2 separate regions of the Homo sapiens genome follow, and region 1 is linked to region 2. A link is a loop called in an ENCODE intact Hi-C map of the cell type or tissue named here. Cell type or tissue: body of pancreas. All regions are shown on one strand. Each heading gives the region's core, and the rest is flanking DNA. Links, peaks and the distances in the headings are about the cores only. Region 1 holds the start of LINC00940 (long intergenic non-protein coding RNA 940). Region 2 overlaps CACNA2D4 (calcium voltage-gated channel auxiliary subunit alpha2delta 4).

Evidence for each region. Hi-C counts contacts between places; a loop is a spot of excess contacts. Peaks named below come from ENCODE experiments on the same cell type or tissue, not always from the same donor. Only the 100,000 strongest peaks of a DNase experiment are listed, where the experiment ranks them.
Region 1: a loop joins it to region 2, with 2.7 times the contacts of the local background. A loop is called at or near these places in 109 of 110 quality-filtered maps.

What each region holds. Positions count from the first base shown.
Region 1 is chr12:1,934,148-1,937,052 of GRCh38, forward strand. It overlaps LINC00940 (long intergenic non-protein coding RNA 940), which reads right to left and starts at 2,429. Exons shown (of 2, transcript NR_036546.1): 1 at 2,307-2,429. In body of pancreas, for the core only: no CTCF peak of the experiment used is centred there; DNase peaks (open chromatin) are centred at 1,694 and 2,434; H3K27ac peaks cover 1,559 bases.
Region 2 is chr12:1,803,177-1,806,081 of GRCh38, forward strand. All of the region lies in intron 29 of CACNA2D4 (calcium voltage-gated channel auxiliary subunit alpha2delta 4), which reads right to left. LOC105369602 (a long non-coding RNA gene) reads left to right here. Exons shown (of 4, transcript XR_931549.3): 2 at 2,527-2,735. Among named protein-coding and RNA genes, the nearest start is that of LRTM2, 16 kb to the right of the region's middle. RefSeq lists enhancers at 1,317-2,239, 1,367-1,661 and a silencer at 1,400-1,559. In body of pancreas, for the core only: no CTCF peak of the experiment used is centred there; a DNase peak (open chromatin) is centred at 1,495.

The sequences.
Region 1 (2,905 bases), core at 203-2,702, 130 kb after region 2:
ACATCTGGTAGAGACTCTTTGTCTGACAGGGGAACCTGCCCTGTGTTTGCACGGCCTGGCTTTAGCACCCAGGGCGAAGAAATGATGGAGCTGGCCCACTCAGCCTCCTGACTCTAAGGGAGCTGTCGCCTGCCATCTGACTCTTTTAGGCTTATCTAAGGGATCCCTGTGGCTGGAATTTTGGCAGGGGCCTACCTGGCGATATGTATGGGGATCATTTGTCTGCATTTGCCCAGGACAGTCTATGTTTCTGCCTTTTGTCTGTGTGATGAGTTCACATCCAGAAGTATCCTAGTTTGGATGAGGAATTACGTGGTCACCCCATTGATGGACAACTGGGTGACACTTAAGAAGAAAGAGGACTTGAACCTCCAGAATCTTTGACTTTTAGAACTTTTTGGACATCTGTTCTCTGCAAAATCCCTCCAAAATGTTCTGCAGCCTTCAGCTGAAGTCATGAACAAGAAATTATTCCTCATTTGCTCACGTTAGAGTGGGGTGTGATGGGGAAGTGAGTGACCCCAGTATCTGAGGAGGTTCCCTGAGACCCCAAAGCCGGGGTGGCCCCCATCGGACTAACATTTTCTAAGTGCTCTCCCACAGGCACCCACATCACCATGCAGCTCACGGGCGTACTGAGTCTCATCTGCACGGAGCCCCTCACGTGTGAGGCATCATTTTATTATTTTTTATTATTGGCATTATCAATTTCCTTATCTCATAAAGAGAGGAACAGACTCCCGAGGGGGAGACGGCCACATCCTGCTCTGTGAGTGGCCATACAGAAGCTAGAGCCCAGGTCCCTGGGCCCCGCCTCCCCTCCGCAGGACACTGCCTCTATGCACCTGGTCACAGTCAGACAGGGCAGGGTGCCCTGCTGGCAGCCAGGCCCGGGCAGTGGGGAGCAGAGGGCAGAATCCCTCACGGAGTCTCTGGTCTCTGGAAGGGCTGGACGGTGCTTTGCCAGCCGCATCTCTCGCCAGTCTGTCTTTCGAGTTCCAGAACACCGAATAGCTTGTATTCTACCCACTTCCCACCCAATCACACACACACAACCCCATACACACACGCACACATGTACACAGACACTATTGCTGCTTCTTGCCTTCCTGTCCTGGCTCATGCCATCTCTTTTGCCTTAAACTCCTGCTGCCCCCTTATTTTGTCAACTCTTACCCACCCTTTGAGAACCAGGAGAGGCATCACCTCTTCCTGGAAGCCTTCCCTGGCCTCCCATTTGCACGTTAAGTGATGGCCCTCACAACGTCATCTACAGTAACTCTCCTTCCCACTGGTCTGTGAGATCCTCGGGGCCTGGGCAGGGTCTTACTCATCCCTGTGTCTCCAGCGTGGCATCCGATGGGTGGCGGCCATCCACACACAGGCTGGGCGCTGCACCGCCGGGCAGAGCTCCTTGTCCTTTCAGGACCCGTTATCTCAAGATTTCCTATCAAGCCACAGTTTCCCAGCCTCTGTGCATGCTGGGAAACCTCTGTCTATGCAGGAGGGAATAAAATCTAAGGAACAAGTGACCCTGGAGAAGTGCTATGGGCAGAAAATATAACAACACCAAAAATAATTTTGGACCGACTTATGACGGAGCCGTAAGTGGCGATAAGAAAAGCTGGGACACACCTGACCCGTGAGGCTGATGGGGGAAGGGCCAGTTTTGCCTGGCACATCCCACAGGGCTGCCATCCAACGTAGAAAACGCCAGTGTGGAGCATGCGCGGCTCTGGCCCAAAGCAACCATTGCAAGGTTCCTACGACTGACACCACAGAAAATCCTTTCCCCTTGATACTTATCTGGGTGGCGAAAGAGACAGGAGGTGGTGGGACTAGAACCCAGAGCTTTCTGAGTGCAGTATTCTCTACACCACATCACACAGGATGAGGGGCTCCTGACAGCCTAGATCTTGGGACTGCCGCCTTGGTCTTTTGAGCCCCTTCAATTGTGTAGGTACCAGGTGTGCCTGACAGGTGGAGGGAGGAGCTGGGGCACTCACAGAACTGTGTGTGTGCACGGCTGGGTGGGCTGCAGCTCCCGTCCTGGGCCAGGAGAACGTCGTCTTGGAGACGGGGCCCTGCTTGTCCCCCAGCATCTCTAATGCTGAGAACTCCCACCCGTCCCTCACATGTCTGTTTCAGTGTCTGCCGACCTCAGCAGGACGCTTTACCTTGGCTTCTCCCTAGACATTTGGCGCCTTTCATCTTGGCCCTCAGACTTTTAGAGAAATTCTTAGACTTTGGCTTATGACTGTCTGCTCTCCCACCCTTTCTCTTGCCCACTTAGTACATATTTTTACCTCCTTCCTGCCGTGCCCTTAGTTAACTTGTCCGAGGCTTGGATTTCTTTCTTCTGCCTCCCTCAGAAGCCTGGGCTGCACAGCTTGGGCTGCTAGCTGGCGCGGGGCCACGCGCCTGTCTGTACTGCCCAGCCGCCGGGAGTGCCAGTCACCCAGTGCTCTGCTCTCCTCCCCCCCAACAGTCTGCACACGCAGTTTTTATTTGTGTACTTTTCTCAAGGCTCTAAGCTGTTGGCAGGCATTACTCATGACTCAATTTAGTGAACATCTATCTAGATACCCAAGGTTGAGTTAAATATACCAAGTATTTGTAACCACCTCCCTCACTCCTCTAATTGTAAGAGGGAGTGGGGTGCAGAGCATCTGAGATCTGAAAGCCAAGTGTTCAGCAAAATGCTGGGCAGGCTCCCCAGCCTGCGCGGCCACGCACCTTTACACCACGCCGCGCTGCCCCAGCCTGCGTGCTGCAAACGACGCATTTGACCTCCAAGATGACTCCACGTTCCAAAGCCTGCAAGGCAGGCTGATTTCTTGGAGAAGGGAGGAGGCGGCACATGTCTGAATAGAGCAGGCCCTGTTAGAAAACAGAAGGCTTCATT
Region 2 (2,905 bases), core at 306-2,805:
GCCCACCTGGGGCCTGCCCTGGGCAGCCAAGTAGACTCCAGCAAGCCTTCTGAAGGGAACAGAGATGTATTCCAGACAAGGGCTAGGCAGAACGCACAACTCCTGAACACCCAATGAACAACCAGAGAAGTTCTCTCTCAAATAAGAGATGATGGTGCAGCTTCAGGACAATAACCCCAGAACTGTTATGCCCATGGTTCATAATGCTGTGACTTATAATCAGCCAATATGGGGCCACAGGTCCCCAGATGCGCCCACACCAGGAATCTGGGATGGAGTCAGGAAGTATTACTTTCCAAATTGGACTTAAATAACAAAACATAGTCCTTACATCCTACAGTATTTCCTGTGTAAGTGGAAATGGCTGACTTATAAAATTAAAACGTAAGGATGCAACCCACTAAAAATGCATGGCAAATTGTAATCTAAAAATGGAGGGTCAATTACAAAAGTAAGCAGCAGGAAAACAGATTCAGACAAAGGTGCTCACACTTGTCTGTCTACACTCTGCTAGTTCTTTACCTGGAATGGCCTGACCACCAAAAACTATTTCATAATACCTTTTATTCATAAGGCACTCACCAGGTGAGTCTGATGCAAAGATGAATGAAATGGACACGAATCAAGAGCTTCAGACTAGTTTGCATGGACAGGCAGGGAACACACAAACTCTCAGACATGGCTGGCTGAAAACCGGCACCTCCTACGGTGGTGGAAAGGAGTGGCAACCTAAAGCCCTGGCAGGCTGCATGAAAGAAGGCAGTGGACATGGCAGCGGGACAGCAGGGAGGGTCAAGGGCATTCCAGGGACACAACAGCACATGGGAATGTGAAAGACATTGAAATCCTGCCTGTTCTTCACGGCGCAGCCCTGAAGCTCTCCCTGGTGCCTCCAGCTGGAGTAAACTCTCTCAGCTGGGGCTCGCTTTTTGCTATTCTAGTTACTGTGTGTGTGTGTGTGTGTGTGTGTGTGTGTGTGTGTGTGTGTCCCCTCCGTCACCCCCTCACCTGACAGCAGGATTCTAGGGGACAGAAATCCACTTCTGTCCCACAGCACCACACCATGTCCTGTTCACAGTTATTATTCCATGCATATTTGCTGAAGGAATGTGTGAGGGAATGAATGACCCGAGTCTTCTGCTCCCTGGGAAAGTGCAGCGGGGTGCAGACAAGGCTTCTGACGAGGCTGGTCTTAATTCCTACAAACCTGTCCCATTCTCCTTCCTAATTCTAGGCTTATTCACCAACAACCCTGTGGTTTAGACCCTGGATTCTGAGAAGAGAGGTCCCTGAGAGCAAGGATGTGTATCCTGGACACTAGAAAAATGTATCCCCCTCCATAAATTACTAGCTTGATTTTTCTAGGATTTGTCACTCTGGCAGAAAATATCCATTCTCCCCGTCTTCTTTAGTTAGGCAGCCTGACTTTAATTATGGCAGCCATGTGCTCAGCGAAAAGACTACATTTCCCAGTAGCCCTTGCGGCAGGGACTGGCCAATGGAATGTGAGCAGAGCCGCTGGGAGGGACTTCCGGGAAGCGGGCCCAAGGCCTCCTGCCTCTTCCCCATCCTCGCTCTTGCGCTCTGGGAAGTGGACTCGAAGGCAGGAGCCCCTCCAGCTATGCTGGGATCGTGCGGATGGGGACAGGCTGGGCCCAGGCTGCCTTCATCCATTCTTTTATGAGAGAATAAACCTTTAGTTGTTTAAGCCACTTCTCTTCTGGCAGCAGAACACAATTCCTGGCTGATAGTTTCTTTTGAACTTTGTCAGGGCAAATCCCCGACTCAAATACAGTCCCTGAACCTGCAAAGCGAAGGTCCAAACGTCGACGTGGGATGCCTTGTCGATTTAGGAGCCCCAGACCGCCCGTGGAGTGGCACCCAAAGCATAGCACGATGCAGGGGCCTGACCACCCCAGCCCCCCTTTCATGGGGGACAATTCACAAATAAGCAGTGGCCCGTGGGCTGCCTGAACTCTGGGGCTGGGTCAAAAGAGTCGAGGACCCCCCCTGCCTGGCCTTCGAGTCTGGAGGGAGGCCAGGAGGAGGAGGTCCTGTGAGCACCACCCAGAAGCCTGCGGGGGAAGCAGATGGGGGCAGAGGCAGGCGACCAAGTGATGAGAGGTTGGGTAGTCCCTCCCAGGCCTGGACTAATTTGCAGGGCTGTGGGAGGCTGTGCCCAGAGAGAAGGGGTGCTCTTGACTCTGATGACAGATGGAGTAAATGTCCCATGGCCTCCTTACCTGGGGACAGCCTCCGTTTCTTCTCTAAAGATGGGAGCTCATCCTCCTAAGGGGTGTGGACACTCAAGTCCCTGTGTCTGGCTCGGGTCGGGATCAGTTTCCTTTTGTCTGCTCCTGGCTTGTGCAGCCTCACCTGCCCCTCCGTCCTCCAGGCTGCAGTCTCTTAAGGAGTGTTTTGGACACTCAGGGGTGCCTGGGAGGTACGTGGAGGAGCGGGGTGGGGGTGGGGCAGCACTGCACTCCCCAGAAAGCCACCTGAAGAGCCTGCCTCTGACCACGACAGGATTAATTCTATTCCTGGAGGGCCCAGTGGAGCAGGGCCATTTGGGACGCCAGGAAGGTAGAAGGAGCACCGCTGCCAGGGCATGTGGTGTCCCGGAAGATGGCCAAGGCAGGCTGCCCAGAGTGGAAAGGATGGCAACACGTGCCAGGCTGGGATAGTGACTTGAAGATGAGGAGCCTGGGCTGGGCGGGCCGCAGGCGGCAGGGAAGGTGAGAGGGATTCAGAGAAACAGGAGCCGAGGCCCAGAAAGGCATGCCTGATGCCCCCTGACGACAGAGAGGGATGCCCTGCTCTGAGGGCCTGCCTGGTCCGGCTCACTGGGCTGGGGTGTGGAGGGAGCAGGGTGCTGTGCTCTGAGAGATCCAGGTCCCTCAGGGAA